Regions from separate parts of the Homo sapiens genome. Here all the other regions are linked to region 2. Evidence: chromatin loops called from intact Hi-C (ENCODE). Cell type or tissue: PC-3. All regions are shown on one strand. Region 1 overlaps MAP3K13 (mitogen-activated protein kinase kinase kinase 13). Region 2 has its middle 5.6 kb from the start of LIPH. Region 3 has its middle 21 kb from the start of MAP3K13.

The links. Hi-C counts contacts between places; a loop is a spot of excess contacts. Peaks named below come from ENCODE experiments on the same cell type or tissue, not always from the same donor. Only the 100,000 strongest peaks of a DNase experiment are listed, where the experiment ranks them.
Region 1: a loop joins it to region 2, with 6 times the contacts of the local background. A loop is called at or near these places in 8 of 110 quality-filtered maps.
Region 3: a loop joins it to region 2, with 4 times the contacts of the local background. A loop is called at or near these places in 33 of 110 quality-filtered maps.

Annotation. Positions count from the first base shown.
Region 1 is chr3:185,455,945-185,463,944 of GRCh38, reverse strand. It overlaps MAP3K13 (mitogen-activated protein kinase kinase kinase 13), which reads right to left. Exons shown (of 14, transcript NM_004721.5): 8 at 286-395. It overlaps LOC124906312 (a long non-coding RNA gene), which reads left to right. Exons shown (of 3, transcript XR_007096202.1): 2 at 3,080-3,224; 3 at 5,100-7,342. Among named protein-coding and RNA genes, the nearest start is that of TMEM41A, 39 kb to the left of the region's middle. In PC-3, a CTCF peak has its summit at 3,015 (motif pointing left); no DNase peak of the experiment used is centred here.
Region 2 is chr3:185,554,210-185,562,209 of GRCh38, reverse strand. No RefSeq gene overlaps it. Among named protein-coding and RNA genes, the nearest start is that of LIPH, 5.6 kb to the right of the region's middle. RefSeq lists an enhancer at 6,706-7,381. In PC-3, CTCF peaks have their summits at 2,915 and 3,118; DNase peaks (open chromatin) are centred at 2,969 and 3,649; H3K4me3 peaks cover 1,848 bases; H3K27ac peaks cover 1,776 bases.
Region 3 is chr3:185,338,031-185,346,030 of GRCh38, reverse strand. It overlaps a transcript of MAP3K13 not described here. Among named protein-coding and RNA genes, the nearest start is that of MAP3K13, 21 kb to the left of the region's middle. In PC-3, no CTCF peak of the experiment used is centred here; a DNase peak (open chromatin) is centred at 3,970; H3K4me3 peaks cover 1,299 bases; H3K27ac peaks cover 3,055 bases.

The DNA of each region.
Region 1 (8,000 bases), 98 kb after region 2:
TCTGGAATTGCATGGCACCTAGGACACTGGCTGAATGATTAAATAGCATTGTTTCAAGAATCTTTGTTGCAGAGACCTAATAAAAGAGGATAATGGAGTTGGGAAGAAAGGATAGGAAAGAGATACAAAGGAAGGCTAACTTTTGGGGCAACTTTTAAAGAGCATAACAATAAAAAGCAGAGGTGAAAGGTGTGTGGAAAGTGAAATGGTGGTTATGATAAGGGTGCCTGTTAACATCTGAAGACCTGGGGATGAAGGGAGGTGGGGAAGGAGGGATGAGCTGACCTGAGCTCTTCTCTGCGCCTTCGAATCAGTTCTTCATCTAACCGGTGTATACAAGTTCCTTCACTTTTGATCTTCTCAAAATGTTTTTTCACTTCTTCTCTCCATTCAGCCTGGGTAAGGACAAATTAGATTTTGATAAATTCCAGGAGTTTCAATCCCTGATATATCCATAAAGTCACGTACAAGATTTTTTTTCCCTGCATGCTTCTACTGAAGAGCCTTTTTCAGAATAGATGTTCAATAAATATGATTTGATTAATAGCAAAATATCTCCTGCTACTATATCTCCACGCCCCAGCCCACTTCTATATTTCTACTCCAATATATGATGCTGTGTTTTTCCGAGTTTTCCTCCAGCACTGGCTATGAGGAACATCACAGCCGGCATGCTGGCCATCACTTTTGGAATAAAAGAGTTCACTTTAAGGCAAGATGGTGGCTGAGATCGCCTGGCCAGAAAAAAACAGCTCTGATAACCACATGGAAACGTATGTGTGCATGTGAGATTACGAACATCTTTTTGGGCCCAGAATTCCTCCTAGGCTTTGTTTGGGAAAGTATCTTGAGAAAATACCTAGAGTAGAAGACCCTACAGGCATGAACAGCAGGAAATTAGAATAGAAATATAAGAAGCTATACGGGAATTTGGAGTTGAGGGAAATAACAGAAAGGAGAGAAGGAGGAGGAGGAAAGAGAGAGTATGGCCAAGCAATCTAGTAGTTTGACAAAATTTTTAGAGCAGGGATGGATGTCTAATACATGGTTGAAGTTGTTCAAAATGTAAACTTCTTTAAATTTTCTAAACTTTCAGTGAGGTCTCTGACATTCACCTAGGCTTTGAATGACTGCTTTAAAAAAAATTTGTTTATTTATTTATTATTATTTTTGAGACGGAGTCTCGCTCTGTCACCCAGGCTGGAGTGCAGTGGCGTGATATCGGCTCACTGCAGCCTCTGTCTCCCGGGTTCAAGTGATCCTCCTGCCTCAGCCTCCTGAGTAGCTGGGATTACAGGAACGTGCCACCACACCCGGCTAATTTTTGTATTTTTAGTAGAGGCGGGATTTCACCTTGTTGTCCAGGCTGGTCTTGAACTCCTGACCTCAAATGATCCACCCAGTTTGGCCTCCCAAAGTGCTGGGATTACAGGCATGAGCCACCGCACCCGGCCCTGTTTTGTTTTTTAAAGAAAGGTGCTGAATTGAATGTTTGGTCAATATAGGACAAAGATAAAGGCACAACCACAAGGCAGCAGGGGTGGGGACCAAGAATTTTAGGAAGGCAGAGGCAGAGCAGCCATGAAATTATCACTCTCCCAGAAATGTACAGAAGTATTAGAAAGGACATTGAGCTTTCCACAGGGCATGAAATTTCAAGCTAATTTTACCTAAATTTTAGGGGGTAGAAAAAAACCACTACTGGAATATGGCCTACAGGCAATAGGCCACAGAGAGAAACAAACAGTGAAAATAAGTTTCCTCATATTATGTATAGACTATCTTCCATCTCCAGAAGCCAGTGAGACATAATTTCCAGTGAAGGCTAGATTTGTAACTAAATGTATCTATATAATCTTCTCCTGAAATTATTCTACTACCTTTAGATTCATGTTAAAAAGTATCTCTCCAGATCGTCAGGTAGCTCCATTTTGAATTTGGTGGGAGTCTCCCTATTGTTTTCCATGTTAGCTGCACCATTTTGCATTCTCACCAACAGTGTATAAGGGTTCCAGTTTCTCTACATCCTTGCCTATATATATTTTTAAAATTAAAAAAAATAATAGCAATCCCTAATTGCTATTGTGGGTGTGGTGGCTCATGCCTGGAATTCCAGCACTTTGGGAGGCTGAGGTGAGAGGATTGCTTGAGCCCAGGAGTTCAAGACCAGCCTGGCCAACATGGTGAAACCCTGTCTCTACTAAAAATACAAAAATTAGCTGGGTGTGGTGGCCTGCCCCTGCAATGCCAGCTATTCGGCAGGCTGAGGCAGGAGAACCGCTTGAACCCGGGAGGCAGAGCTTGCAGCGAGCCAAGATCATGCCATTGCACTCCAGCCTGGGCAACAAGAGCGAAACTCCATCTCAGAAAAAAAATTAAAAAAATAAAATAAAATAAAAGACAGTAGCTCTCATTAAGTGTACAACAATAATAGAAAGAGTATCTTTCTGGATCAAGTAAGTAGTTATTCTTAAGTAATTGTGGATTTATAGAAGGTTTTCCCCAAATTAGCTGTTTCTCATCTATTTTTATAGAGGAAATTATATTTTAATCATGCAAAAAATGATCATTCTATAATATGCTAGATTTTCCCACATATAGGTTGAACACTGGAGAGAAGTTTCTGTTGGTTGGTTGACTTTCAGGCAGCAAATCTATCCAACAATGCCATTAGAAAGCCAAGATCCAGAATACAGTACTGCAGTCTATGGCCATACCACCCTGAACGTGCCCAATCTCATCAGAATACACTACTGCATTGTTTGATAGGGGCCTTTGACAGCATCTAAGCTGTAAACGAAAGTTTGGTTGAGCCCCTGCTAATGCTATTCTCTCAATCATCAGATCAAAGTCATGGAGCAGGAGGAGTATTTGAGCCTTAGGAGGCGAAAGAATGACAAGTGAAAGTAGTTAGACCAAAAAAGAATAAGAGGGTCAGATTTGTGTCTTGAAGTATCCTCTTTTGTGCAAAACTGTCACTGTATCCTACTAAAATACTCCAAGAAGGGACGAGAAAAGGAGTACCTCCCTCTGGTGGTGAGGAATTTTATATCACAGATGAGATTTGTTTTAATTCTAGAGGAAATAAATCTCCTGACATCTAGCTTATAATTACGGGAAACTCAAGGAGAACTTTCTGAAGATTGAAATCTGTAAGAAAGTAGATTTCCAGAAAAGAAGTTCCCTCCTGTGAACAGAAAAAAGGACGTATGGGAAAACACCAGGTACTGATGAATAATGTGTTTCCCCCGAAGGTATCCTATTCCTGGCACTTGTTGATTTCGAGTTCCATTTTATATACTTAGAATCTCATGGAAAAGGAGTTCCAATTTGAGCTTAATCTGCAATTCAGCCATGTCTGGGCACATATGAAGAAAGGGAGGATGGGCAAGCCCACAGCCAATTTGCACAGCTATCGAGGAAGCTCTGAGAGAGAAGGCTAAGGGTGGGAGGAGTCCTGCATGAGCCTGACCTGTGACAAAGCCACCTTCCTAGGAGTGGAGGGGCATTTCCCATCGTTTCACTACAAGGCCTGAGATACCCTGGAACAGAACCAGCGTTGCTCTCCTGCTGTCCACAGTATTGATAAGAGGCTAATCAGTTAATAGGGTTGCTCCAAAAAATAAAAAAATAAAATAAAAAGTAAAGACAGAGCTTAGTTAAGATAGAAGAGACATTACATTTGTGGGTGGAAGATATGAAAAGAAACGTGTTCTGATGGACAGCAGTCAGGCTCCGTACTATTCAAGGTTTAGGCATCCACTGGGGGTCATGGAATGTACCACGGATAAGTGGGGAATACTGTATAGATGTCAAAATAAAGTCAAATTAATAGATAAACGGATAAACAAAATGTGGTATATATACCATGGAATATTATTTAGCCATAAAAAGTAATGAAGTTGTGACACGTGCTACAAAATACGTGAACCTTGAAAACACACCACGTGAAACAAGCCAGGCACAAACGAACAAATATTGTACTATTCTACTTAAATGAAATAACCTGGAATAGGCAAATTCATAGAGACAGAAAGTAGAATAGAGATTACCGGGGGTGGTGGGGAGGAGGGAATGGGGAGTTACTGCTGAATGAGGTGATGAAAATTTTTGGAAACAGATAGTGGTGACAATTTCACAACATTGTGAATGTAATTAATGCCACTGAGTCATGCATTCAAAAATGGTTAAAATCGGCCGGGTGGAGTGGCTCATGTCTATAATCCCAGCACTTTGGGAGGCTGAGGCGGGTGGATCACCTGAAGTCAGGAGTTCGAGACCAGCTTGGCCAACATGGTGAAACCCCATCTTTACTAAAAATACAAAAAATTAGCCAGCATGATGGCAGGTGCCTGTAGTCCCAGCTACGTGGGAGGCTGAGGCAGGAGAGAATAGCTTGAACCTGGGAGGTGGAGGTTGCAGTGGGCTGAGATCACACCACTGCACTCCAGCCGGGGTGACAAGAGCGAAACTCTGTCTCAAAAAAAAATTTTTTTTAATGGTTAAAATGGCAAATTTTATACTATCTTTATTTTACCACACTTTTTAAAAAGTAAATAACAACAACAAAAAAGAAATTGAGCCAGTTCCAGCCTAGCTTAAGGAGTAGAGAAGCAAGATTTGGGGGGCTTATTAGAGGGAAATCAGATGGGATCAGAAAAGCCATAGTGGGGTCCAGTCCAACCCTTTCTGGGCACACGACTCCTCTCCTGATGTGAGTGTCCAGCCTCTGCATACGTATCTGCTCCCTCACAAGATTACTTTTAAGGCAGCAGAGTCTAACCTCACAGTTGGGGTGTCTCCGCAACTCCCAGTCCCTGCATTTCTGGGCGGTCACAATGGCACTCAAGAGAACACTAGAATGATGCAAAGGCAGCAGGGTGAGAGAGCTTCAAAGCCAGGCACACGATCCACCTGGCAACTGGGATCTGGAATTGGGTGACAGTGTTTTCTAAAGACTCATGTCAAATGTAATTGAATACCAGGAACAGTAATTGCCTATTTGGAGAAATGGGTGATTGTCTAGCAATGAAGCTATAGCTTTGGCAGAATCTAACATTGTATTGAAATCGGTTGCTTTGTTCATCTGCTCCATATAGGCTACATCTTTATACATGTGCTGTTGACGAAAAACAAATGCCGCGTTTTCTCAGGAAGGAGTCAGCTGGACTCTTGGCAGCACCTCTTGACCGAAGTTTTGGTGGAAAGTGGAGACCAGGTGCTAACAACTATTGATTGATAACTGACGTTGAGAGGATCTTAGCAGGCAGGAGGAGGCAAGGCCTCAGGTACAAGAGGACTATAGAAAGAGAATGTGCCTGCCAAAAAGCCAGGTCTTCCCTACTGGGGCAGGATAAAGTCAAACACAATAGGAGTTCCCTGGCTGCCATCTTATTCATCTCAGGAGTTCATCAGAAAAAGAATCCAGAATCTAACAACCCAAAGGAGGCTTAATTTTTGTACTTAGTACAAAGCTACAAAAATTAAGGTGAATAATGGCACCTTTGTTTTTGTTTTATGCTATCGTACGCAACTCAAGAATAATGACATAATGACATCTTTTTTTTTTTTTTTTTTGAGATGGGGTCTCGCTCTATTGCCCAGGCTGGAGTGCAGTGGCTCGATCTTGGCTCACTGCAACCTCTGCCTCCTGGGTTCAAGCGATTCTTGTGTCTCAGCCTCCCAAGTAGCTGGCATTACAGGTGATTACACCACACCCAGCTAAGTTTTGTATTTTCAGTAGACACTTGGTTTTGCCATGTTGCCCAGACTGGTCTTGAACTCCTGACCTCAAATGATCCACCCATCTCGGTCTCCCAAAGTGCTGGGATTACAGGCATGAGCCACTGTGGCCAGCCAAGAATAATGACATCTTACAATCAACTGTTCTTGATGGTCTACAATGCATTTGCAGTTTTATCTTTTCATTTGCTCCTCACAGAAACTCCCTAAGGAAGGGAAGATAGGATTATCTTCATTGTTTTGGTGAATAAGCTGAGGTTTAGTGTAACTGAGTGACTTAGCCAAGACCACACAGTATGAAGTGACAGGATGGAGTTTAGACTAAAGGTCTCTTACTATTTGTAGTACCTCACTAGCCAGTTCATATTAGCTAGAGGTAGTCTCACTTTCAGATCCAGAGACAAATTGACTTATAAATACCGAGAAAATTCTAGGAGGTAGCAAAATAGCAGATTTGGAGCTATTTAAGGAGAAGAGAAATTTTATGTTGGGAAAAATGTGGAAGAAGAAGAAGTGAATATGAAAAAATGCTGCTATGGTCTGAATGTTTGTGTTCCCTCCAAATTCATATGCTGAAATCTTAACTGCAAAGGGACAGTATTAGGAGGTGGGGCTTTGGGGAAGTAATTAGGTCATGAGGGCAGAGCCCTCATGAATGAGAAAAGTGCCCTTATCAAATAGGCCCAAGGGAGCTTGTTCACCCTTCCACCTCGTGAGGACACAGTGAGAAGGCATCACCTATAAACCAGAACTCAGGCCCTCACCAGACACCAACTCTGCTGGTGCCTTGGACTTCTCAGTCTCCAGAACCGTGAGACTAACTTCTGCTGTTTCTAAGCCACCCAGTGTGTGACATTTTGTTGTAGCAGCCTGAGCTAAGATAGATGCTTAATGTACTCAGTTTTCTTCTCCCCTCTTCTCTCCTATTCTGACCTCCTCTCCTGTTCTCTCCTCTCCTTTTCTTTCCTATTCTTTTCCCAAGACAACCTTTTCTGAGTTCAGTTTTAATGCTCCATGCTATGGGTGTCTTGATAATCTGGGAGCGGTTCAGGTGAGGAACCCGACTGTGGCAACTTAGCTGCCCTGCACAGGGCTCTGCAAGTGGTAGGTTCTCAAAATGTGTGACTGGCTTCAGAAGTGACGTTTTAGGAGGACTTAAGTAACATCTGTTCAGAACTGGAAGTTTTTCCAAATATGTAAACTTATATTGACCGTCTTAATGGCTTGTGACTTAATACCATCATCAGAAATTGCTTTTCAAAATTATGCTACGTACAGTTTTATTGTAAAGGAAGCAAAGTTGGCTGTGCACGGTGGCTCACACCTGTAACCGCAGCACGTTGGGAGGCCAAGGTGGGTGGATCACCTGAGGTGAAGAGTTCGAGACCAGCCTGGCCAACGTGGTGAAACCTGTCTCTACTAAAAATACAAAAATTAACCGAGTGTGGTGGCACACGCCTGTAGTCCCAGCTACTCGGGAAGCTGAGACAGGAGAATTGCTTGAACTCGGGAGGTGGAGGCTGCAGTGAGCAGAGATTGCGACACTGCACTCCAGCCTGGGTAAGACAGAGCAAGACTCCGTCTCAAAAAAAAAAAAAAAAAAAAAGGAGAAGCAAAGCTGTGATTGCAACCATATCTTAAAGTTCGAAAGATTTCCTAGCGAGTACTATATTCTCTTTCATTTCACAAAAGGGTTAAGTGTTTTTTCTGATTACTAACAGAAGATAAAGATTTCTCATCCAGTGCCCCGATACCTACATGTATCTGAACAGATGGGCGATAGTGCTAAGGGAATTGATCTGAATGTGTATCAAAGAATGCAGGAAATGCCATGAAGTCAACCTCCTACCTCATCTTATTTCCTCTGAAAGCAAACACTTTACTTACATAATAATTTCTTAGAAATAGTAACAAACAATAGGGGCAAGCCTGACTATTTAAAGACACAGTTGTGGGGAGATCTAAGTTTATGGATCAGAGAGGGTGTGTTAGAACTTTGGTAACAGGACAGGAGTCTCTGATTTATCATTTCTTAGGAACTCCAATCAAAACAACAAAAACCTATGCCTTTACTAAGATATTCCTCAATATCTGTGTGACAGGCAGAGTGTCTCTCTGTGTATCAGACACCACAGAAGTACTCCAAGCCTCCAGCAGGGGCAGGTAGAAAAACATATATCTCATATATATATATATCTCATATATATCTCATATATATCATATATATATCTCATACATATCATATATATACATCATAT
Region 2 (8,000 bases):
TTAATAGCCTGCCACTTGTTGCTGTCCTTACCCTAAGAGGAAGGAAGGAAGACTACAAGTGGCAGTAAGAGGCTAGAGAATGACAGGGTGGTAAAGTGTGTGTGTAAGCGCGGAGGCTGGAGGCAAGAGAGTAACAGGCTGGGAGAAAACCACTCCCCTTATCTTCTAGGCCACCTACGCCTGGAGCCAACCCTGTTAGGTAAGGTACTGAAAATGTTCTTTTTATTATTTTTACCACCCCCAAGCAGAGGGGCTTAGGGGAGGAGCACACATGCAGCACAGGGTCTGCTTTGAAGTTTCTTAGCCACAGTGTTTTTAAACATTTTATAAAAAAGCAAAACAAACATTCCTTACTGCTGTGTCTGTCTTCTGAAGATGACAGCAGCTGGCAGAGCTCCTCCACCTTAGCCTAGTTAGCATTTAATATATGGCTACAGGAGAGCGCCCCTTATTAGCGGGCTCCTCCCCCAGGGCTCTGTACTCTAGGCTGCTTCACACTCCTTTGCCCACCTTAGGCTAGTAAGGTTGGGGTGCACATGGACTGTTTTTTACCGCTTTCCCTAGGGGGCCAGGGAAGACAACAAATTGCTTGTCAACTGAGACATGCGAGGGGTGGCAGGGAAGGGCAGAAGTAGGAAAAGCAGCAGCAGGCCACTTCCTGGGCACAGTTACTAAGGCACGTGACCGTGGTGAGGCGGATCCTCAGGACCTGGCTGGAGCTGCCTGCTCTGTGCCTTTTGGCCTCCCCTCCGTCACCATAAACCCAGAAAGGGGTAACCTGCCCAGACTGCCAGTGACCAAATGGGCACTCCCTGGCATCTTAGCAACTCTCCTGCCCCAGGCCTCTGTAGGCAGCAAGAAAGCTACAGCTAGCTGGAATAAAACCCAGGAGGCAGCATGCAAACTCCCCTCGTACTCCAGAAAAACAGAAAAAAGACAAGGCCAGAAAGGCTGATGCTGGAAATAGGAAATGGGAACTTGCATATTAGGAGGACAATCATAATCAGCCACTTTCCTTCCCTCCTGGAGGCACCCCTCCAGCAGGGAAGTTGGTTGAGAGACGTGGTCACCCGATCATACCGATGTTCGCTGACCAGGGGGTCTTATCTAAGAACTGTCCCTTGGGCGGCCTCTAGTCTCCTTAAGGGGGATGGGAGGTGCTGTTGGCCGAACGAACGGGGCCAACAAACGCAGGTCCCTTGAAGGGTGGAGGAAAGGAGGGCAATGGGTTTTCTATAGGGGGAGGAAAAGGCTCCGGTCGCCTTATCCTTACTAGAAAAAATGTCCTCCTTAGGCCTCTCTACAGAAGGGAATGAAGTAGAGAGAGGAGCACTGCCCCGCCCCCGCTGTTCTGGTTCCTGTCTTTCCTCACTAGAAAAAATCTCTTCCTTATTCCCCATAGAAGGGAATGAAGTGGAGAGAGGAATCCCTCCCTTTAAATCTTCTGAATTATTTTCAGGTGGAGATAATGGGCCGTCTAACCGCGATCTGGCAGATAAAGAGGATACAACGCAGAGTGTACCAGCGCCCAGGTGGTCAAAATAGTAAAATTAGTAAAATGACCTTGCTCATATCCTCTTTTCAGGCAGCGACCTACCTGCTCCCATAGCTCTAAATCTAAGGTTCCTTGATCAGGAAACCAAGGACATTCCTGCCGAATTAAAAGCATGAGCTTGTGTAGAGCTCCAGGCTCTACAGTGCACTGGACAGCCTTAAATAGCTGTTGCACTGTTTTAAAAATACTTTCTGGGCCGGGCGCAGTGGTTCACACCTGTAATCCCAGCACTTTGGGAGGCGGAGGCGGGCGGATCACGAGGTCGGGAGGTCGAGATCACTCTGGCTAACGCGGTGAAACCCCGTCTCTACTAGGCTGGCAGGCGCCTGTAGTCCCAGCTACTCGGGAGGCTGAGGCAGGAGAATGGTGTGAACCCGGGAGGCGGAGCTTGCAGTGAGCGGAGATCGCGCCACTGCACTCCAGCCTGGGCGGCAGAGCGAGACTCCATATCAAAACAAACAAACAAACAAAAAAAACTTTCTGTTCTTTGGTCATTTCCTGACCCATGATAACTCAACACCTGATATTTTACGTGTGGGTCGTGTCCTCCTGATAGGAGTCAGGAATCTCTCCCTTTAAATCTTCTGAATTCTTTTCAGGTGGAGATTCACCGAAAATTGATGAGCTCTCCTCCTTCACACGTAACTTTAAGGCGATCATGTCGGGGACACCACTTGCAGAGCTTATAGTTTACAATGAATGCCACGAAATGGGTTCTCAGACAATTCCAGCTGAGCGGGGCGGGGGGCAGCTCTTATTTATTTTTTAACTATACTTTAAGTTTTGGGTTACATGTGCAGAACGTGCAGTTTTGTTACACAGGTATACACGTGCCCTGGTTTGCTGCACCCATCAACCCGTCACCTACATTAGGTATTTCTCCTAATGTTATCCCTCCCCTAGCCCCCCACTCCACCACAGGCCCCGATGTGTGAACAGACGCTTCTCAAAAGAAGACATTTATGCAGCCAACAGACACGAGAAAAGATCATCACTGGTCATTAGAGAAATGCAAATCAAAACCACGATGAGATACCATCTCACGCCAGTTAGAATGGGGGGTGGCTCTTCTTTTTTTTTTTTTTTTTTTGAGACGGAGTCGCTCTGTTGCCCAGGCTGGAGTGCAGTGGCATGATCTCGGCTCACTGCAACCTCTGCCTCCTGGGTTCAAGCAATTCTCTGCCTCAGCCTCCCGAGTAGCTGGGATTACAGGCACCTGCCACCACGCCCGGCTAATTTTTTTGTATTTTTAGTAGAGACGGGGTTTCATCATCTTGACCAGGCTGGTCTTGAATCGTGATCCACCCCTCTCCGTCTCCCAAAGTGCTAGGATTACAGGCGTGAGCCACCGCGCCCGGCATTGCGGGGTAGCTCTTCTAAGAGAGTCCGCCCCGGCATCCGTCCGCCAAGTATTTATTGAAAGGGCTTGTTAAACCACAAACATCCACTAGATGGCGTTTTTGAGGTCGGGTCGTGAGGCACCTGTGGCCTTGTAAAAGCACTCAAACTGCATTCTCAGGAGGCTGTTTTCAGCGTTCCTTATCACACCACACACTCCACTCCCTGTCCTGTTTTCAGGGTCGAGTTTCATTCTCATGCACAAATAACATACACACAGCGCCTCAGTATTTTTCCATGCCCCGACCTCAAATGCCTTGTACATAAGCTTGACTATGTTGCCTTGCGCCCCCCACAGTTGGCATCACAGGCATGAGCCACCATGCTGGCCTATATTAGCATTATTATTACCATTTTCATTGTTAATGTGTCTATCTTCTTGAGGGAAGGAGCATGTTCTATTTCTTCCTTATTTCTTGTACTGAGAGCTCCAGAAATGTTCCATAAATGAGGGAATGATGAAATGAAACAAATAAATGGAATTGGGGAAAGTTACCCTTATCTCTTTGCAGGATATGAATTGAAGAAACCCACTTATCTTTCCAAACTTGGACTGCAAGTGAGAAATGGCAGGGTCACTGATGTGGAAGGGAAGACCAAAGGGTGTTATAGTGAGTCATATACCAGCTTGGAGCCCTAGACCTGGGCGGGTGGGGACGTAGGTCACCTTTCTTGGCTGTTGAAACAAATGAGAGTTATAAAATCTCCACCCCTTAGTTCCATTACACTTCATACCTGTTTTTCCTGTCCATGCGTTTGGAAGCTTGCCTGTACCTTTTAAATATGTTCTCTGTAGCAAGTGACTTCTAGGTTTAATAAAGAAGAAGAAAAACCCATAGGTTTCTAGATTGGAAACTAGGAAAACTGTGGTATTCTTGAGTTGTAATCAGGAGGTCATAGAATTGAGAAAATAGTAATTAACTGATTGGAAATGAAGAAATGCTTTTTCTTAGAATACTTTTGAATAAATTATTTCAAATGATTATGAGTTGACTCATCTTTTAAAATTGTGGAAAAGTTCTTTTTTTTTTTTTTTGAGACTGAGTCTTGCTCTGTTGTGCAGACTGGAATGCAGTGGCGCAATCTCGGTTCACTGCAACCTCCACCTCCCGGGTTCAAGCGATTCTCCTGCCTCAGCCTCCCGAGTAGCTGGGATTACAGGCGCCTGCCACGATGCCCAGCTAATTTGTGTGTGTGTGTGTGTGTGTGTGTGTGTGTGTGTGTATATTTGAGACGGAGTTTCACTCTTGTTTCCCAGGCTGGAGTGCAATGGCACAACCTCAGCTCACCACAACCTCTGCCTCCCAACCTCTACCTCCTGGGTTCAAGCAATTCTCCTGTCTCAGCCTCCCAAGTAGCTGGGATTATAGGCATAAGCCACCACACCTGGTGAATTTTTTTGTATTTTTAGTAGAGACGGGATTTCATCATATTGGTGAGGCTGGTCTCGAACTCCTGACCTCAGGTGATCCACCCACCTCAGCCTCCCAAAGTGCTGGGATTACAGACATAAGCCACCACGCCCAGCCTGGAAAACTTTATTTTGAAATAATTTTTGGGTCGGGCCTGGTGGCATACACCTGTAATCCCAGGACTTTGGGAGGCCGAGGAGAGTGGATCACCTGAGTCCAGGAGTTTGAGACCAGCCTGGCCAACATGGCAAAACGCTGTCTCTACTAAAAAATACAAAAATTAGCTCTGCGTGGTGGCACATGCCTGTAATCCCAGCTACTCAGGAGGCTGAGGGGCAGGAGGATAGCTAGAAACTGGGAGGCGGAGGTTGTGGTGAACCGAGGTTGCACCACTACACTCTAGCCTGGGCTACAGAGCAAGACTGTCACAAAAAAAAAAAAAAGAAAACTAAAAGAAAATAAAAATAATTATTGGTTCTCAGAAAGTTACAAAAATAGGTGCAGTGGCTTGTGCCTATGGTCCCAGCTACTCAGGAGGCTGAGGTGGAGGATCAGTTGAGCCCAAGAGTTGGAGGTTGTGGTGGGTGACAGGGTGAGACCTTGTCTCAAAAAAATAAAAAATCAATATAAAAATAAGCAAAACAAAAAAATTGACCCTGGTTGACAATCCACAGATCTCATTTAGAGTTTCACATGTAAATGTGTGTAGTTCTGTGCTATTTTATCACCTGTCCACCACCACATAGCCACTACCACAATTAAGATACACAATTATTTCATCACTAAAAGATGATTTTTTTTTTTTTAAGATGGAGTCTTGCTCTTGTCACCCAGGCTGGAGTGCAATGGCACAATATCGGCTCACTGCAACCTCTACCTCCTGGGTTCAAGCAATTCTTCTGCCTCAGCCTTCCGAGTAGTTGGGATTACAGGCACCTGCCACCACACCCAGCTAACTTTTGTATTTTTAGTAGAGTCGGGGTTTCACCATGTTGGCCAGGCTCGTCTCCAACTCCTGACAAAGGTGATCCACCTGCCTCGGCCTTCCAAAGTGCTGGGATTACAGGCATGAGCCTGGCCAACTAAAAGATTCTTCTACAGTCAAACCCATTCTCCTCTCCTCCCTGCCTCTCCTCTCCCCATTCTCGGGAATGTTTTATGTTTTCTTATATTTGATATTTCTCACTATTGCAAAAAAATAAGGGACAGATTCTCCCATCGATTTTTGTGCTGTTCTGAAAGCCTAAAATAGAAAGGAGCACGTTAAGAAGTTAGAGACCTTCTGTGCCCACCAGCAGGAAAATCGTTAATAGTAACACAAAGAGGCCAGGCACGGTGGCTCATGCCTGTAATCCCAGCACTTTGAGAGGCTAAGGCGGGAGGACTGCTTGAGTCCAGGGGTTTGAGACCAGCCTGGGCAACACTGTGAGACACCATCTCTACAAAAACATTAAAAAATTAGCAGGGCATGGTGACATGTGCCTGTGACCCCAGCTCCTCAGGAGGCTGAGGTGGGAGAATCCCTTAAGCCCAGGAGGTCAAGACCAGTGAGCTGTGATGGAGTCACTGCACTCAAGTCTGGATGACAGAGTGAGACCCTGTTTCAAAAACAACAACAACAACAAAAAGTAACACAAAGAATCCTCCCAACAGAAATGATTCCCTTTCCTATAATTGGATAGTTTCCAGGAAAATGTACATTAGCTCTGTGTAGATAAGCACTTGGCATGGTACTTAAAACTCACAGGACCTAACAAATATTTATCAGGCAAGTACACTGATTGAACAGGGAGCAAGGAATTCCCTAACAGGTTCCTAAAAGAGATGTGAAACAAGTCTCCATTTGTTCCAGAGGGCAGTTGTTTTCAAATTAGTAAAGCTTACAGCAATAAAAGCAAATTTTTCTCTAAACTAAACAAAAGCTGAGCGAAAAATAGACAGGCTAACAGGCCATCTATTTGGTTTTTCTTTTTTTTTTGTTGTCAAGACAGAGTCTCACTCTGTCGCCCAGGCTGGAGTGCAGTGGCGCGATCTTGGCTCACTGCAACCTCCACCTCCCAGATTCAAGCGATTCTCCTGCCTCAGCCTTCCAAGTAGCTGGGATTATAGGCGTTTGCCACCACGCCTGGCTCACTTTTGTATTTTTAGTAAAGATGAGGTTTCACCATGTTGGCCAGGCTGGTGTCGAACTCCTGACCTCAGGTGATCCGCCCGCCTTGGCCTCCCAAAGTGTTGGAATTACAGGCCTGGGCCATCACACCCGACCTATTTGGTTTCACTTATTCACAGTTCCTTAATTTATTTCTCCAAGCAGGAGACAAAACCAAAACCAAAAACAGGCTGAAGTGGTGACTGAAGTCTCTCACCTGAAGACCCAAGACTTAGGGTGCCCCCAGTCCTAAAAGTCCTGTCTAAGTCTCTCTTCTCAACATTGTGCAGCCTGCCTTCTGCTGGATAGGAAAGGTACAGATGTGTGGCCAGCTAGATAATAACAACAGTTATCAAGCTGCCAGAGCGCTCACCTTAGCGCAGTGCTAAGGACTTTAGCTGTAATATCTCATTTAGTCCGTATAACAACCCTGTGAAATGTGTGATTTTATTATCTTCATTTTACAGCTAAGAAAACAGACTTTAAGTACCTAAATGTTGGGTCAGGCACGGTGACTCATGCCTGTAATCTCAACACTTTGGGAGGCTGAGGTGGGAATATCACTTGAATCCAGAAGTTCTGAGACCAGCCTGGGCAATGTAGCAAGTATCCCACCTCTACAATCACAAAATTAGCCGTGCGTGGTGGCATACACCTGTAGTTCTAGGGAAGCTGAGGCAGGGGGATCACTTGAGCCTAGGAGTTCGAGGTTACAGTGAGCTTGCACCACTGCACTCCAGCCTGGGTGGTAGAGTGAGACTTTGTCTGAAAAAAAAAAAAAAAGAAAAGAAAAGAAAGCGGCGGGCCGGGCGCGGTGGCTGACGCCTGTAATCCCAGCACTTTGGGAGGCCGAGGCGGGCGGATCACGAGGTCAGGAGATGAGACCATCCTGGCTAACACGGTGAAACCTCGTCTCTACTAAAAATACAAAAAAATCAGCCGGGCGTGGTGGCGGGCGCCTGTAGCCCCAGCTACTCGGGAGGCTGAGGCGGGAGAATGGCGTGAACCCGGGAGGTGGAGCCTGCAGTGAGCCGAGATCGCGCCACTGCATTCCAGCGTGTGCGACAGTGAGACTCCGTCTCACAAAAAAAAAAAAAAAAAAAAAAAAAAAAAAGAACTTAAATGTTTTGCCTAAGTCTACACAACTAAGCTAGTGGAAGACAAGGGATTTGAACTCAGGTTAGTATAATAAGTCAGCCCTAGGCAGTCTTGGTATTCATTAGGTCTGATGTGTGACACAGAAATCTGCACACAGTACTTTTAAAAGCCCCCAGGTGATTCTGACTTACTGACTTCTTGGGAAGCATTGCTAGAATCTACTTCCTGCAAAGGAATCTCCTGCTACTCAAATGGGGTGGGAACATGAAGAGAACTAATAGATAAACTTATATGAGCGGTACTATTACTTCACAAACCCATACTTCAGGTAGACAATGCTAAATGACTAATTGCTTTTGCCTGATGCTTTGGATGAAATGTTTTCTTA
Region 3 (8,000 bases), 220 kb after region 2:
ATTTCACCACAAATAAATAATAGGTATGTGAGGTAAAACAAAAACAAAACTTGTTACAATTTTTTCCCTTCTAATTTAAGCAAGATAGCCTGAAAATGATTCTGTAATACACTATGTCAGCAGTTCCCAACCTTTTTGGCACCAGGGACCGGTTTCATGAAGAGAATTTTTCCATGGATTTAGGGGGCGGGATGGGAGGGGGTGGTTTCAGGATGATTCAAGTGCATTACATTTATTGCGCACTTTATTTCTATTATTACATTGTAATATATAATGAAATAATTACACAACTCACAGTAATGTAGAATCAGTGGGAGCCCTGTGCTTTTTTTCCTGCAACTAGACAGTCCCATCTGGAGGTGATGGGAGACAATGACAGATCATCAGGCATTAGATTCTCATAAAGGGCACGCAATCAAGATCTGTCACATGTGCAGTTCACAATAGGTTTCCTGCTCCTATGAAAATCTAATGCCACCGCTGATCTGACAGGAGGGGGAACTCAGGGAATAATGCAAGTGATGGGGAGCAGCTGTAAATACCAGATGAAGCTTACTTACTGGCCTGCTGCTCATCTGCTGTGCAGTCCAGTTCCTAATAGGCCACAGACCAGCATCAGTCAGTGGCCAGGGGGTTGGGGACCCCTGCACTATGCTGTAATAGATAGTGTGTCTTTTCACTAGAGTGAGGGATGGTCATGGCTGAGATATACATTGAGGAGGTGGGAGGATTTGGAATGAAAAGCCTTAACCGGAAGAAGGTGTATGCGTTTACGTGTGTGTGTGTGTGTATGTGTGTGTGTATACTTTTTTGAGAGAAAACAGAAAAGTGCAGATGGCAATAAAAGATGATGAGATTAGTAGAAATGGGGCCGGGTGCAGTGGCTCATGCCTATAATCCCAGCATTTTGGGAGGCCAAGGCAGGCGATCACCTGAGGTCAGGAGTTCAAGACCAGCCTGGCCAACATAGTGAAACCCTGTCTTTACTAACAATACAAAAATTAGCTGGGCATGGTGGCGCATGCCTGTAATCCCAGCTACTTGGGAGGCTGAGGCAGGAGAATCATTTGAACCTGGGAGGCAGAGGTTGCAGTGCACTCCAGCCTGGGAGACAGAGCGAGACTCTGTCTCAAAAAAAAAAAATAAATTATGAGATTAGTAGAAATGAAGTTGCGAGATCCCATTTCCAATAACATTATAGAAGGCAGATCACCTGGTGAAAGGAAAAGGTGACAGATTTGGGATTCTATGGAGCAAGAGAGGTTTCAACAGCCACTGTGGGAAACAGTCGCTAGAAATGAAAGGCCACCAATCAGCCATGAGGGCCTAACTGAGGATGCAAAGCAATCAACGTGGTAGCTGAAAATACGATTAAGGCGGTACTCTGTGTTGGGCATAGTCAGAGGAGGAAGGACCAAAGGCTGATAAGGGGGGCGGAAGTGATTATTAAATGGCTAATGATATTTCCAAGTTGGATGGGGCATAAATGGAAAGGGGTCAAGTGCATATTCAGTTTGGTATCTACTGCCATGTATAGTGTATAGCAGAGCAGGGTAATATATGTTTAAGAAAAAAGAAGTGAGGAGAAACTGTGTAAGGAGAGGGGTAAGATAATTAACTGAGCACCTATTATGTAACAGATTCTTTTGTCACAGATCATCAAGTCTCTTCTTATTGGCTGGGTTTCTCCTTTGCCTATAAGCCCGTCCATGTCTCTCCTTTTCAAAATTTCCTTCTGACTTATCTATTCACTCCCCTTTTCTTTACCACCAAACTTCTTGAAAAAACACTATATACCAGGACTAGCAGATACTAGGCACATGTGCCTCTATGCCTCTTCCCAGACCCATAGCAGGTATAGACAGTAGATGGTGGCACTCTTTCCCACAGACATACTCCATCAACATATGCAAAATTGGGTAGCATCTAGCAAAGGGCCTTGTGTATGGGAAACATTCAATAGCAATTTTCTAAATGAATGAACACATGCATATCTTATAGCAAGGTAGATTTGTGATCCATCACATTTATTGGAACAAATAAGAAATGTTTTTCCACTGTATCTTTGATCTCCTGGAAATGGGTTCCCTTTAGGCTCCTAAAAATAGCACCTTTGGCTCCTTACAGGCAGGAAGCCCTTGCTTAGGTCAATCTAGTTAGCTGCATGCCAAGCTGTTTCTAACTACAGTACATTCCAGTTTGAAGGTATGTTTTGGGATCATGTATATCTTTTACCCTCCTGATTTTTATTATTCCATTTCTAGTCATTAAAAAATATCCAGCCAGGCGCAGTGGCTTACACCTGTAATCCCAGCACTTTGGGAGGCCAAGGCGGGCAGATCACAAGGTCAAGAGATCGAGACCATCCTGGCCAACACGGTGAAACCCCATCTCTACTAAAAATACCAAAACTAGCTGGGCATGGTGGCACGTGCCTGTAGTCCCAGCTATTCGGGAGGCTGAGGCAGGAGAATCACTTGATCCTGGGAGGTGGAGGTTGCAGTGACCCAAGATCACACCACTGCACTCCAGCCTGGCGACAGAGCGAGATGCCGTCTCAAATAAATAAATAAATAAACATACCCTGCTGAGAGTCGTCCGTTTGCAGCACAGAGGAGGAAAAAAATAAAAACAAGGCACTCCGTTGCCTTTTTAGGTACAGAAACCATCTTTGATAAGGCATTAATTCCACCCTGCAAGTAGGATTTGTGTAATCTCCAGGCCCATTATGGCAGACAAACTCTTAAGGTGCCCCTCATGATCCTTACCTTCTCGTGTTCACACCCTTGTGTGATTCCCCTCTTTGAGTGTAATACTTGCTTCCAATCAATATAATACAGAAAAGGTGCTGGGATGAACATGATTACGTGCACGTAATATGTGAATATGCTATATAAAACTGGAGCATTTGTCTGGAGTCTCTCCTTCCCTCGCTAGCTATAAGGAGGCTAGTGGCCATGTTGGGGAACCCCGCATGGCAAGGAAATGTGGGTGGCCTCTATGACCTAAGGGCAGACTTTAGCCAACAGGGAGAAAAAAACAAAATAAAAAAAACTGTAGTTCTCGGTACTACAACCACACCCTAAAACCACAAGGAAGTGAATGGTGTTAATAACTTATGTCTATGAGTTCCCCAGTTAAGCATCCAGAGAACGCAGCCCTGACTGAAGCTATGTGAGACCCTCAGAGAAGGACAAAGCTAGGCCATGCCCAGTAACTGAGGTGACAAATGTGTATTGTTTTGAGCCACTGAGTTTGTGATTATATTGTTACGCAGTAAGAGAAAATTAATACACCTACAGAACTTCACACTATTCCATCTAGAGACAACTTGCTTTACATTTACAGGAAACATTTACAAAAAGCACCTAATAAAGATTATAATGGCATACTCTAATACTCCTTTTTGTATAAATAATAGTGAGTAACATAACAAACATCTTGCCTGGTGACTCAAGCATGATTTATAGACCTAATATCAGTAGCAATAATCATATCTAGTACTGTATTAGATAGAGAATTATGAAAATATTCTTGCCTTCCAATGTCCTTTGTTTCCTAAAAGTCTTGTCTATGTCATCTTGGAGTTTCTTTATATAAAAGTCTCGTTTTCCAGTATGTTTCTAAAATAGCAAAAGCCTGTGGCATAGATAAGACAGACAGAGCAGCTTGCAGGTTGCATTGAAAACTGCAGAAGGGACAGATGAGTATACTACTTGTGCACTGCAGCATGCAGATTGCCCCAAAACGTAACAACTCAAAGCAACTAACATTTATTTTCTCATACAGTCTCTGAGGGGCAGGAATCTCGGAGCAGCATGGGTGAGTGGTTCTGGCTCAGGGTCTCTCATTAAGTTGCAGTCAAGCAGTTGACCAGGGATGTAGTCACCTGAAGGCTGGAGGAACTACTTCCAAAATTGTTCACTCACATGGCTGTTTGCAGGAGGCCTTGGTTACTTGTCACGTGGGCCTTTCTGCAGGGACATCTGAGTCTCCTCATGACAAGGCAGCTGGCTTCCCCTAGAGCAAGTTATTCACAGCAAGCAAAAAGCTGCAGTGCTTCTTATGACCTAGTTCAGGGCTTGGCAAACTTTTTCTTAAAGTGCTAGATAGTAAATATTTTAGATTTGTATGCCTTATAGTCTGTATCACAGCTACTCATCTCAGTTGTTGTCATGTAAAAACAGCCACATAGAATACACAAATAAATAGGCATGGCGTGTTCCAATAAAACTTTATTTATAAAATAGGCAGTCAGCCTGTGGACTATAGTTTGCCAATCTCTGACCTGGTCTCCAAGGCTGGAAACTTGAAGCCTCTTGCTCCTTCTTTATTCTATTCATTAGAAGCTAGTCATTAGGTCCAGCCCACACCCAAGGGGAGAGGAATTAGGCTATACCTCTTAAAGGGAGGAATAAAAAAGAAAATTTAGACATGCCTTAAAATCACTACCACAGGCTTAACACAGAAAGCAGAATGTGGGTTAAACGTTGCATTAGTTTCCCGGGCATATTTCAACAAATTATCACAAACTGGTGGCTTAAAACAACAGAAATTTTTTCTTTTACAGTTCTAGAGGCTAGAACTCCAAAATCAAGGTGTTGGCAGGCCCATGCTCCTGCTGAAGGCTTTGGGAAAAAACCGTTCCTTGCCTCTTCATAGCTTCTGATGGCTCCTGGAAATCTTTGATGCTCCTTGGCTTATAGCTTCTTCACTCCAGTCTCAACCTCTGTCTTTACATGGTCCTCTTCTCTATATATTTCTCTGTGTGTCCTCTCCTCTTCTTATAAGGATACCAGTTGTTGGATTTAGAGTCCACCCTAACTACTATGACCTCATATGTAACTAATTACATCTATAAAGAGCCTGTTTCCAAATACGGTCACATTTTGAAGTTCTGGTGGACGTGAATTTTGGGGGGACACTATTTGGTGTTGTGGTGTGTTGAATAGTATGCCCCCAAAATTCACATTTACCCAGAATCTCAGAATGTAACTTTATTTGGAAATAAAGTATTACATTAGTTAAGTTAATATGAAGTCAGACTGGATAGGATGGTGTAATAGTCCTTTCTCACACTGCTATGAAGAAATAGCAGAGAATGGATCATTTATAAAGGAAAGATGTTTAACTGACTCACAGTTCCGCATTGCTGGGGAGGCCTCAGGAAACTTACAATCATGGTGGAAGGCAAAAGAGAAGCAAGCACCTTCTTCACAGCATGGCAGAACAGAGTGAGTGCCAGCAGGGGAAATGCCAGACCCTTATAAAACCATCAGATCTTGTGAGACTTACTCACTATCACAAGAACGGCATAGAGCAAACTACCCCCGTGATCTAATTACCTCCACCTGGTCCCGCCCTTGACACGTGAGGATTATGGGGATTACAATTCAAGATGAAATTTTGGGTGGGGACACAGCCAACCATATCAGATGGGCTCTAAATCCAGTGACTGGTGTCCTTATAAAAAGAAAAGGGACACTTAAGCCCTGAAATATCTTAGGGAAGTTTCTCATCATCCTCAGGATAAAGTACACATTCCTTAACTTGGTACCTAAAGCCATTCCTGATGCGTCTTTAGCAACTTCTCTGTCCTCATTTCCTGCCACTTCCTTAATATTCACTCTAGTCAAATGCAACTGCTCCTTCTCCCAACCTATTAGGCTGCATGGCCTCACTGCTTCTTCTCCCTACAGTGCCCTGTCGCCTCTTTTCCTTGGATACAGGGAAGTACCCCATAGTTTACATCAGGTTTTATTTGCAATAAGAATGTCACCTAATGTGAACTGCATACTTTATTCCACACCTTTTGTATCATTAAAAAATCTTTGATTATATATTCTTTACATACATTAAACTCATAATCTCGTGCTCAGTATAATGCTGACAATGCTATACATTCATGTAACCACCACCCAAAACAAGACCTAAAACATTTTTATAACCTCTAGAAAGTTCCCTGGTGCATCTTTCCAGTCAATAAGACACCTCCCCTCCACCCCTTACCAAATATATTTTGACAAAAAAAAAAAGGAAAAGAAATAATTAAAGGTCACAAAACAATAATAACTTTTCCCATTGGTTATTAAAACTGCTTTGCATAGTTTCAGCTTGCATGATCATTTTTAGAGTCCCATATAACTAAGTGAGGGCTGTCTGTATGTTTTAATGTTTCCTTTTATTTTCTTTTCACCATTTTAGCTGTATCTGTGTGTGAATAGTTGCTGTAAAGCAGAGGTAGACAAACTATAGCCCACGGGCCAAATCCAGCTGGCTGCTTATTTTTACAAATAACACTTCATTAGAACACAGCCTCTCTCCTTCATTTATTTATTGTCTATAGCTGCATTTGTGCTACAATGGCAGAATTAGGTAGTTGCTACAGAGACTACATGGCTCACAAAACCTGAAGATATTTATATGTGGCCCTTTATAGAAAAAAATTTCCCAGCCCCTGCTCTAAAGCAATGTTTTGTAAAGTTTAGCATGCATCACAGTCACAGAAAAACAAATCATGGTACCATACCCCCAGAGTTTCTGATTCAGTTAGGCCTGGGGTGGAGCCCAAAAATTTCATCTCTAACAAGATCCCAGGTAATATTGATGCTGCTGGTCTGCAGAACACACTTCGAGAACACACTGTTCTAGAGATAGCATTTTATTTCATTTCATTTCATTTCATTATTTTAGTTTAGTTTAGTAGTTTTTTGAGACAGAGTCTCGCTCTGTCACCCAGGCTGGAGTGCAGTGGCACGATCTCATCTCACTGCAACCTCCGCCTCCCTGGTTCAAGCAATTCTCCTGCCTCAACCTCCTCAGTACCTGGGATTACAGGCACCCACCACCACACCTGGCTATTTTTGTATTTTTAATAGAGACGGGGTTTCTCCATGTTGGCCAGACTGGTCTCAAACTCTTGACCTCAGGTGACCCACCCGCCTCAGCTTCCCAAAGTATTGGGATTATAGGTGTCAGCCACCACGCCCAGCCTAGAGATAGCATTTTATAATTTTAACTTATTACACTTATTATACCTCATATACCACACTATTTTGTTTCCACCTTTTGTGCTCTTGTTATTATGTCTTTTACTTCCTTATACACTCTTAACTCTATTATACATTGTTATTATTTTTGCTTTAAACAGGCCAGAATCTCATTCTTTGTAAATTAACACAAGTAAAATTGACTTTTTATGGTGTATAGTTCTAAGAGTTTTAACTTATATGTGGATTCATGTAACTGCCATCACAATTATTCCCTCTGTTAAAGGATGTAGCAGGAAAGGGGAGCATGAACAAATGGGGAAGTTGACCACAGAGATGGAAAGTATAAAAAAGAATCAAGAAGAAATGCTAGAAATAAAAAATATCAAAATTGAAGAATTAATTTGATAGGCATAGGGGTAATGTTATATAATGAAGGCAACTTCTGTACTAAGTTGTAAGGTTTTCATAATATTTTCCTTATTCAGTGAACCAGCACTATTAACATCCACTTATATGTTAGTAATTTCCAACTTGCTACTTATGGCTTCTAAGTCATTTCTTGTATAATTTCTTAAGTACATTGTTTGAACACTTGATTCTTGAGCCTTTTGACTGGGAAAAGTTCTAGCAAAATTATTTTCTTTTTTACAGTTTCTTAAAACACCCATATGAGCCACTTGTTTTTCATGTCTTTTTTTTTTTTTTTTTTTTGAGAGAGTCTCACTCTGTCACCCAGGCTGGAATGCAATGGCACGATCTTGGTTCACTGCAACCTCTGCCTCCTGGGTTCAAGAGATTCTCCTGCCTCAGCCTCCCGTGTAGCTGGGATTATAGGAGCACGCCACCATACCCAGCTAATTTTTTGTATTTTTAGTAGAGACGGGGTTTCACCATGTTGGCCAGGCTGGTCTCGAACTCCTGGGCTCAAGTTTTCTGCCCGCCTTGGCATCCCAAAGTGCTGGGATTACAGGTGTGAGCCGCTGCGACTGGCCATTGCTTTTCATGTTT